2 separate regions of the Homo sapiens genome follow, and region 2 is linked to region 1. Evidence: read pairs that join two places in POLR2A ChIA-PET (ENCODE). Cell type or tissue: MCF 10A. All regions are shown on one strand. Each heading gives the region's core, and the rest is flanking DNA. Links, peaks and the distances in the headings are about the cores only. Region 1 overlaps EGFR (epidermal growth factor receptor). Region 2 overlaps EGFR (epidermal growth factor receptor).

Region 1 (5,377 bases), core at 165-5,164:
GCTGCCCTTCCCAGAAGCCTCAGGAAGCTTGCGAAGCTCAGGTGCATGGATGCCTGGTGGAATGAGGAAGGGATGCAGCCAGGTAGAGAAATGCCCTGCCATCACTTGCATCAGCATCTGTGAAGAGCTGGCCAGGCTTTTGCTCACAGTGGTTGACACAGTCAAGGAGCAAGGGCCCCGTAGGAGAGGGGAGTCAAGGGCTCCGGGTGGGAATGGAGCTGGGGGCTGATGCTGGCTTCTGGAGCACTGTAATGTGACTGAGAAAGGTGAAGGAGCCGTTCTGAAAAAGAAGAAGGCAGGAGCTCGCACAGCTCTTGACTCATCTTGACTTCTTTTTCCTGCTTCATCCAAGCAGGTCGACTCTCTCGTGATCTCAGAGACAGAGTGAAGTCATGAGTGGGAGGGGAGCACAGAAAATAAGACCTTGATTCCCAGCATTGGGAGACTCCCTGCTCCCCTGAGTCTCGGAAAATAGCACCCTTCAAATGTTTTAGGGATCCAGATTTGATGAAGAGATGTTATTTTGGCTTTTAGATTCTTAGGAGAGATTTGTCTTTCTCAGGTCAGGAAGAAAATGCTGCCCGCTGCACATTCTTCGGGACAGACTCTTTTAATTATTACTAGTTTAATGTATGTTTTGCTTAGTTAAGGAAAACCCCTGTGGTTTCTTGACGTGCTTCAGTATTCTAACTCACAGCTGATTCAGTTCAGGGGGCTGGGGAGATGTCCTCGACCTCTGGAAAGGAGGGTGCATCTCTAGAAATAAGGCTAAGTATGCCACTGACACTGTCTGCATAAACGTGTGTGATCTCAGGTCCAAAGGATGGGGCCTGGTCTAAGCCAGGGACGTGGGAAATCATTTTCCTGTGGCAACTTGTGAAGACCATTCTGTGACCTTGGTGTCTCTGGGCCTTCTCTTAGATTTTCTAAGTTGGCTAGTCAGTGGAGCTGCCATCCCTCCTTTGCCCATGTTCTACTCCCAGAGTTCCTCCAAGAAATTGCGGAGCAATGCCTGTTTCATGAGAGCTGAGTTTGCTGTGTCTTCCACTTAGAAACAACACTGTGGACCAGGAGGACACACAGCTCCCAGGGCCATCACCACACAAAGTGAAGGCTGGTGAATCCGAGGCTTCTAGCCCTTGCCGGGCCAGGCCCGCAGCACTCCGCTCCCCAACCCAGCCGCTGCTTTGTCGCAGGAACCTCAGCAGGGCAGGGTGTTTCCTAGGAGGACATCCGATTCCCAGCCATTCCTTTCAGTGAATCACCTGAGCTCACATTCTTTTTTCTTTTATTTTTGAAGCTCTTAGCCAATCTGCTTCGCGATGAACCAGTTTTGCTTGAAGCAGACAAACCCGATTGTCAGGAGACAGTGATGATTTCTTCAGTCTCTGAGGAAGAGTTTTCATTTTCCCCAATTCGCAAAAAAAGTCAGGTCCCTCCCTCCCTCCCTCTCCGTAGAATATTTTCCATGTGTGTTAACAATGGCTGAGCGTGGTAGATGCCAGGAATTTCTGTCAACCCTCAAAGAGGAAAGCCCTGCCTAATGGTCTGCCCGTTCTTGTTCACTCCCTGCCCCAGGCTCCCCACCCGCCTTCTTTCTGGAAGGTATAAAGGCTCCTGCTTATACCTGGCACTGCACGCTTCGCTCCCTCTGATCTCCTGACTGTCATGCCCAGTGTCTCAGCCTATCATTCTACCTCTAACTCGACCTTGAGTGACCTTGAGCAAGTTTCTCAGGATTCCACCTCCAAGTCACTCTCCCTTTGGGATATGCAGCACTAAGTTAAGCTTGCCTGGAAAACATCACTTGAAGCTGGAAAACCACTTTTAACACAGCGGGAAAAGCTATTTGTTCAGACAGGAGTGGGGTGGGTCTGGGCAGAGCACTGCTCTAACTTGGCCATGCCGTGGCAGCAGCTCCTTTAATGCCACTTTTTCCTGGCGCGCCCGCGGGGCCTGGAGCTCAGAAAGAGGGGAACGCTCCCTCGTCTCTCAACAGTTGCTCCAGACAGGTCAGCAAACATGGAATTCAGAATGTTCATTAAACACTGGCTGTGTCTTTTGTGTTCAAAAGCAAGACACTCTCTCTGAACCATGGCCCCACAGAGAGTGCAGAATGTGTGAAACCTGCCGGGAAGGTCTGGACCCCTTGCGGGGCAGTGGGCAGCACCGTGCCTCCGTTCACACCACTCACATGGCTGTGCCTCTGCTTCCTTCTGGCATGGCTGCTTCTTCCTCAGGTCTCAACCATCTCCCTCAGATGCTCTTTCCCATGTTTGTGGCTACAGGTCCCCGTGACCTGCAGAGGCAGAGCACTCACCAGCAGCCCAGCCTCGTTGCGCACCCATGTTTGCATTTGCAGGCCCTAGAACCACTCCAAGCTCCGTGTGGCGAGATGCACCCTCCTGCCCTTCACTGGGGAGCTGCCCTCCTGTTCACAGCGGCACCTGAGTCACACATCTGGAGCCATCCTGGACTGCCTCATTTCCCCGATGGGGGGTTTCCCTGACTTCATCCATCCTGTCTTTTGGGTCCCCATAATAACTGACATGGGTCGGCCCGTACCAGCCCCTGTGAGAAGGGCTTTAACTGCCTTCCCACCCCCTGCTCATCTTAGAGTCTCTCTATAGTGCTGCTGAAAGAATCTCTAAATCAGTGGTTCTCAACCTCAGCCGCACATTGAGAATCACCTGGGACCCTTAAAAAAATCTTAACTCTTGGTCCAAGAATTCTATTACAATCGGTCTGGGATGGGGCCCTACAGGTATTTTTTTAAAGCTCTCCAGTTGGTAATGCATAGCTAGAGTTGAGTATCGCTGTTCTAACGTGCAGATCTGGTCATGTTACCAGCCTTTTAGGTGGTCTTCTTTGGCTTTCTCTATCTAAAGTTCAAAACCGAACATGTGCGCATTCAGTGCACCCATTTTCAACTGTGCATTAACACATTCAGCCCACCAGCAAGATTTATGAACCATTTTCTGCTGTTGTATATAACATATCATATGCATAATGGCATAGGTTATTGTTTTCTTCAAAATATATGAGATGTGAGTCCTTCTACGAACTGACTCACACTGATTGCCCAACTTCCTCTCTCGAGGTCTCATCCTCTTTCCCTGCAGCCGTCTCCCTCTTGCACGCACACACACACACACACACCACACACACACACACACCACACACACCAGGGTCGATGCCATCTACCCTGGACTTCATCTTGAACTCCTTCGAGTGTGAGTCATTACTCCTTTGTGCACCTCTGCTTTCTCTTCTCAAGATGTTCACCTGCTTGAGGTCAGTTCCTTGAGCGTCTTCCACTTGCCATGTTCACCACAGTGCTCAACATGCCTGAATGCATGGATGGCGACTTCTCAGATCCTCAGTCTCCTCATCTGGGTAATAAGGCATTGGGTTGGCGGGTCCATCTGGTTTCTTCCAGCTCTGAGAGTGCATTTGCTCTGTGATTCATTCGTTCCACAACACTTCACCAATTAAAGAGAGGGTACAAAAGGTGAACATCCTTGGCTCCCAGCAGATGCTCCTCAAAACCTGAAAAATCAGATAGGTGAGGGAAGATTGAATGAAAGGCCTCTTATGATTCTGCAGCAATTTTGGTGGTTTAAGAACTCTATGGAAAAATCATCAGTATTTCTGGAATTGAAGTAAAATGGATAGTGAGCCTCTGTGTATGTGAAGGCCCGCATCTGGAACATGAAAGAACCTGTCTGATGTGTTCTAGTCAGGAAAGCAGGTAGCCAATACTATTTATAGAATTTACAGAAACTGAAGATTTTGTTTCTACTGATTTTCAAAATAGTATTATGTCTGATTTTTTTCCTCAGAAATATACTTCCTGCTCTTCTCAACAAACTCATTTGAAAATATGATTAGAACATGATAGAATTTTACTCATTTGCCAACTGCGGTTCCCATTTCACATATTGTTAGAATTCTGCATGGTGGCTTTGCCCTTTAACCACTAACTGATAAATGATGTAGTTAGCTTTTAAATGTGTGGAAAAATATAATTTCAGGTTCAACCATAGGTCAGAAGTACACGTGTTTTGTTAGTCTATTTGTCTCTCAGTCATCTCATGGAAAATTCTCAGCTTTTGGTATGGAAATAATTTTCTTGAAGGCAATATTTGTTGAGTGACTGACGGAATGAAAAACGCCAGTTGCGTAAGTGTGAAAAAGATCTGGGTGTTTTCATTGGATCCAAATTCCACATGAGCCAACAACAGCGTGGTGTGGAGGCTGGAGCACATTAATAAGAACAGTGTCCTAAATTCAGGAGGTAATGCTCTGCCCATGCCCTGTGCAGCTCAGACGGTGTGTGCAGTGCAGTATGTAACCCAGGGCACATTTCAGGGGCCCACAGGGAGCTGCAGCTTGTAAGGTGGAGTGCAGCCAACAGAGCAGAGAGTCAGAATCCCCGCAGAGTGGTTGAAGGCACAAGGATGCGCAGCAAGGAAGACAGACTTATAGGTGGTGCGACTGCCATCCTCTGGTACTGAAGGTGCTATCATGGAGGGAGGGAAGTAGATTGACCCTCCTGGCTCCAGAGTACGGAACTCAGACAAACGGTCAGAAGCTTACAGGGAGGCCAATTTTGGATCAACTTTAAGAAGAATTTTTTAAAAGCTAGAGCAATCCTAAAATGGAATTTGCTCTTTATAAAGTTGCGAATGCCTCACCCTGGAATTGCTTAAGCAAAGTTGGGACGGGCAGTTGTGAGTAATCTCCTTTCCAATCCATACCCGCAATCACCAGAAACGTGGACTTCCCTGACACTGAGCACCTCTTAATTAAGCATCTCATAAGTGAACAAAACCCAGCCCTTCAAAGAAGTCACTTTATTTATGTGTGGGTCTGCAGCTTGGATTTCTTGATAATGTTAAATAAAACTCCATCTACTCTTCCACAAACACTTCAAGAAACCTAAGACTTTTGGCCAGAGTAACACCGAGGTTTGAGAGAAAGGATATGTGTGTGAGAGGTGTGGTTTCATTAGAACATATTATTTGACTTCATGTTGAATCAACACTTTTGTGCAAAATGCAGTTTTACCAGCCTCTTTCCTTGTTTTGGTCACATAATTTAACTTAACATTCTCGGTACTTGATTTTCTAACATAAAATGGGATTGAGAGGGGAATTTTGAAGTTCCCATGGTCTGTCCTCTACATTCTGACAGCTCATTATCTCTGCGGTATTGTTCTCACATTTAAGTGAGGTTAGCGGAGGCAGAGGCCTCTCAGGCCTGAAGATAGCCTCTGTTTTCAGGGAAATACTAGACTGTGAGATCTGTGACACTGAAGCACTAAGTTCATCTCACAAAAGCAACGTGCTCTTTTTAAATGGTTGATCAAAGTTAC
Region 2 (5,377 bases), core at 166-5,165, 55 kb after region 1:
TTTTTCCATTTTTCTTTTTTTGTTTTCCGTGGCACCTATGGAATTAAGCAATATAAAAAATCTATTATTTCAGATGTTCACGTCTAATGAATTTCATGTGAAATACTGGCAGTATAACCCCAAATAGAGGAAATTTGTGAAGAGTGGATGCTGCAGGGCATGAGACATCTGCACAGAGTTCATCTCTTCCAGCATCTTGCATGTCCCAAGCACTGCCCTGCCAGGCAGAGAATGCTGCAGATCACGGCAGTGAATTCCAGTTGTTCAGAGCACATTTGACTTCCAAATTCTCAAGGCCACAGATTTGAGGACAGAACAATATTTGCATTTGAAATTGGAAGATTATTTTTTGCACAAGTGCCTATATGCTATATAGAGTTTGCCCACTCTGCATTATCTTCCCCCTGTTCCCCCGTTATCTGGCACAAGCTATTCAAAAGACACGCCTACTTGTAAAATAAATGGTTTGCAAACTAAGGAAAATACTTAAATCTCATGTAAATGGTACTATACTATGTATAAAAATGTGAAGAAACACAGAACAGCTCATGAACACCTCCACTGCTGTATAAAAGAACCATCTTTTTTCTGGCTCCTATTGGATGCCTTAGAAAAATCTGTATTTCCTCTTTAGTTATTGTGTTTGAAAGATGAAGTTGAGACAAAAGTTCTATTCTTTTTAAGTTGGCAGAACTTCTGAAAGGTGATTTTTAGCTGCAGTGTGACTCATTCCAAATGCAGAAATCTCTGACCCTGAGTTAGTCTATTTGTCATGCAAGAGCCTAGAAAAGCCCTGAGTGATAAGAAATGGCCATAGGCCATTCCCACAGAATTTTCAACAAAAATAGAATCATGCTTATGTTCTAGTCATGACTTAGAACTTATAACTCATGTTCGGAACTGTCCATGTTCACGCACAGGGGCCGTATCACTCCGCCAGAGCTGCCCTGGGTGCCGGTGTGCAGAGGGGTCCGAGAGTGACTGTCTCTTCCTCTGTTGTCGAATGTGTGGGTTATCTCCATAAATGGCTGCCATGAGCATCCTTGTTCACACATTTTTAGGTACTTGAGTGAGTGTCTGTGGAATAATTTTGGGAAGTGAAATCTGTGGTCAGAGGTTTGTGAGTTTTACATGCTACATTTTCAGAAGTTGAGAAATAGCAGTAGGCTGAAGGCAAGTCGCCATGCCTGGAATTCATGAACACTAGTTGAAAGAACTGGCGTGAGTTAGTCATGACAGGAGAGATGGGGAAGGGAGTTGCAGGTAGGAGGGCCATCTTCAAATTCTCAAAGTATAGTCACTCCAAACCAAAATTCGATTTAATCTGTAGGACTCCATTCTCAAAGCACAGTCACTCCAAACCGAAATTCGATTTAATCTGTAGGACTCCAGGTGGCAGAATAAGAGGCAATGGATGGGTGGAAGCGAAACAGGGCCAAAGTTTGACTTCATGTGCAACTTCCTAAGGAGTGATTTGAACTCCACAAACATGAACTAAGCACCTCAACACAGGCTGGGCAAGTTGCTGTTCTTTTGGAGCTTACATCTTAGTGGGGAAAGAGAAATGCCTATGTAAACATATAAATCAGCAGGATACATTGTGAGGACGGTCATTGCTCAGTGAGACTGCAATAGAGTGATACGCTGGAGGGGGCTGCAAGGGAGAAGGTGGGAGGGACAGCATTTAGCAGAATGAGCAGCACAGTCCCATAGGAAGAAGAATTTATTGCCTCCTTAGGCAAATAAATTCCCAAACCTTGAACATCAGAAAGGAAATAGATTAATGTGCACAGAGGATTAAATTATGTGATCTGCAAAGTCATTTAAAATCTATTTCCACATAAAACATATTAATGCAACCTAAACAAAAGGGGTCTGGATACCCTCATCTTCTTCCCAAGCATCAAGTCTTTCTATAGTTAAACTGAGATGCTTTTATTCTTGGAAAATTTTAAGGACTATCTACAGCAATGGAAGAATCGGGTGTTGGGATGTGTTCCCAGGTAATAATGACTGCAGGCTGATTTGGCCCTTGAGGTGTGGCCTCATGGCCCTCTCCAAAAAAAATCAAGGACCTGCTACAAAGCACAAAGCCGACTGCAATGCTTGCTGCTTACTGGTTAGGGCAGCTCCTCTTTGCCAGCGACCAAGCAGAAAGCAAGACAAGACAGGTTCTGAAGCAGTAATTCAAAGCCTTCCTCGCTTTCCCATGTGAGTCATTGCTAGTCAGAATATTACCTTTGCAGAGAGGCTTAATTCCAAATTTGCTCTTAAAGGGATATCCTCTCCTGGTTTAGGTATAAACTTTTGACTCACAGGACAAATTCTATCATTCCTTTGGGCCTAGGATTGCATTTATTTCCATGACAAAAGGGCCTGTCTGGTGTTTCAGCAAATGAAAACAAAAATATAAAGCCCATCTCCTTTTGAATGAGCTCTAAAACAGTTCTCCACTGGACTTCAGAACAAGAGGGAGCTCTGGGCTGCTGGCTGGTTGTGCATTTGCTGTGGGTTCCCTCCGGCAGGCGACCTCTCCGCGCTGAGAAGGTTATCCGGATAACCAAGTAAGAAAGTACATGAGGAGGCACAGAAAGAAAAATGTGAGAGATAACAGCATAAACACACAGTGTATGTTGTTATGAGGCATCACATGATGAGATACTGCTGGGGAGGGAAGAAGTGAGGAGATTCCTAGGAATCTTATGAGAATTTCCAGAGACAACAAGTTTTGAGCTTTTTTTTAATTTAGAAAATTTACCTTATTTTTAAAAGAATATGTAACATATCCCATGCTATAAAATTCTAGACATAGTAGATTTAAAACAGCATAATGGAAAATATAAATATCTATTTTCTTTTCCTATTTATGTATTCTGTGCCAGTAGGAATGTAGCCAAAAAGAGAGAAAAGGGGTCTCTGCAGACATGGATGTCTCTGTGACTTGATCACTGCTAACCCAAGAAGATAATAAAGCAGAAGCATGTATCCAGGTTGCTGCAGCCAAGCCTGCCCGGTCTGCGGGGCGTCCTCACACATGGGGCAGCTCTCCCACCCCACACACTGGGAAAGGCGGACAGAGGCTGGGCAAAGCCCCCAATTTTCGTTGGCACTGACCCCGATGATTTATAGGCCTTTGTTTCCCATGTTAAATGTCTTACGATCATTAAATTATTTATAGCTCAATTAGCATGTGTCCAAAACCAGGAAGTTCATAGGAGACTGTGTGACTGGGAATTAAGGAGCAAAGCAACTTTCCAGTCTGTGATTTACTGGGTTTCCATTCTGTTTCCTGTTCGGATCCGGAAGTAGAATTTCAAATATTGCTTTTCATGCTTTATTTGGGACCGATTTTAGCCCCGCTCTCCTTTCTCTTGCCATTCGCTGGCCATTAGCCACCAGCCTCTGCACAATGACCAGCTGGCCCCTGGCAGATCTTGGGCCCAGGTGTGAAGTCGCTGGAGAAGCATTTCAGGGCCAAGATGGGAGTGATTTCATTTTCCATTGACACTATGCAGAAATGAAGGGGATTCAAGTGCCTTCAGAAAAGCTTCCTTCCAGCGAATGGAGTTTTGGGGGTTTTCCAGACTTGCAACTGCTTTTATTCTTGGAAGCATCATTGTTGCTTTTTCCCCCCTTCCATTTATATCCCAGGAACTGATTCAGAAACCATAGAAATTGGATTTGGAATCGCTGAATGCTAGCAGACAGCTGACTGCACTCTTCCCAAGAAACCCTGCCAGCTGGGTTCGGGTATCGCGCGGTGTGTGCTCTCTCTGCCTGGCCCGCTGAGTCCTCTAACTCTAATGGATTCCTTCTTACACCAAAGTGCACTAGAACTAAAGTGTTTTGCTTCATTCTTTAGACATTTTGTGGTTTAGGGCTCAATCAGCCAGGGTATGATTTGCAATCCACAGTAACCGGTTTCAGAGCAGCTGCCCAGCGAGGCAGGTTTCATCTCGCTTGCTAGACGTTTTGTTTTTTTTTTTTTCTAAACCTCACACCTTTTATTTATTAGACTTGGATTCCAGTTTCCTGAGCCTGTTTGTGCCACTGATTAGACAGGCTTGAAGCAGAACCCACCAGGCTTCCTGAATAAAATGCAGCAGTGATTGTATTAGGGGGTTTTAAATTGCTCAAAATACTGTCTAAAAAACACTAAAAATCATGTTACTTTCTAGATTGAATAAAATCCTATAGAAATGAATTCCTGGACTTGATATGTAGCAAGCTGGCATTGGCTCGGGAGTGAGTGGGCTCAGTTAAGTGAGCTAAGATGAGATGGTGCACAGGCGAGCACCCACCTGAGGAGTGTTTGGATGTTATGATAGCCAGCTCCTCTGTAAAGACCTGTCCTTCTATGTCAGCAGCCCAGCAGATAAATGACGTGTAAATACCACATTTAGGAGGGCTTATGATGATGCCAATTAATGGAGACCTTTTTGAAACAGGAAGGAGGTGAAACATATTCCTTTGCTTCTACATCACTGTGTGCCAGGCACTGTTTACAGCATCTCGTTTAACCAGCAGTCACCACCTGACGGATGGCTGATGTGGGGTGGGGTCCCAGGGTGGGATTGCGTGATGGGCTTGGGGTCTCTGGCTGATGGGTGCCAGAGCTGGGACTGGAACTCCTGGCGTGACTGAGGCAGACACCTGGGCTACCCAGCCTCACCCACGACGCCCTCACTAAGTGACCCACAGGACTCACCGGAAGCAGGGCAGCAAGGTCCCCCTACAGAGGTCCCCACTGCAAACCGATACCCAGCTTAGACAGCAGTTCTGCAGTCGGCGTCTCACCCCTTCGGGTCTCATTGTGACTCACTTTGATAGCCACACGATTTAAGGGTGGTTCAGTAGTGATTTGATGAGTGCTGTGGCTCAGGGTCATTCCCCTGCCCAAGCATTTCAAATTCCAGAAGTTCATGCCCTGCATGGTGGGTGAAAAGTCTCAGGCCAACCATGAGCACACAGCAGCCAGGCGACTGAGGCAGCTGCCCGGGGTGGCACGTTGCTCAAACCCATCATTTGGAGTCAAAACAAACAGATGATTAGCTGGGGTGGTCACTTTCAATCAAGAGTTTTCACATCGCCTAGACATGGCCTCAGAATCAGGCCTGGTGTGGCCAGGGGCTGATCTCACAGTAGACAGGAAGTGTGGCCCGAGGGCCATGGCTGCCCCCTCAGAAGGCCCTGTGGAGTGGCTGGCCGAGCCTCAGCAGCCTCCTGTGAAGCGAGGAAGGGTCTTCCTGCCGGCCTCTGGAGATCAGTATGGGAATGCACAAGTAGGAAACGCTGGATGGGAATCCCTCTGCCCTGTGATACCAAGGCAGTGAGTTTGTAGACTATGGAATTGCTGTCGGAGGGCTCTGTAACCGGC

What was found. ChIA-PET counts read pairs that join two places held together with the same protein. Peaks named below come from ENCODE experiments on the same cell type or tissue, not always from the same donor. Only the 100,000 strongest peaks of a DNase experiment are listed, where the experiment ranks them.
Region 2: POLR2A ChIA-PET joins it to region 1 with 5 read pairs; 8 of 35 experiments call an interaction of 5 or more read pairs at or near these places.

Annotation. Positions count from the first base shown.
Region 1 is chr7:55,052,565-55,057,941 of GRCh38, forward strand. The region is part of intron 1 of EGFR (epidermal growth factor receptor); the gene reads left to right. Among named protein-coding and RNA genes, the nearest start is that of EGFR, 36 kb to the left of the region's middle. In MCF 10A, for the core only: no CTCF peak of the experiment used is centred there; DNase peaks (open chromatin) are centred at 3,097, 4,197, 4,427, 4,717 and 1 weaker place.
Region 2 is chr7:55,107,395-55,112,771 of GRCh38, forward strand. The region is part of intron 1 of EGFR (epidermal growth factor receptor); the gene reads left to right. Among named protein-coding and RNA genes, the nearest start is that of EGFR-AS1, 79 kb to the right of the region's middle. In MCF 10A, for the core only: no CTCF peak of the experiment used is centred there; DNase peaks (open chromatin) are centred at 757 and 2,157.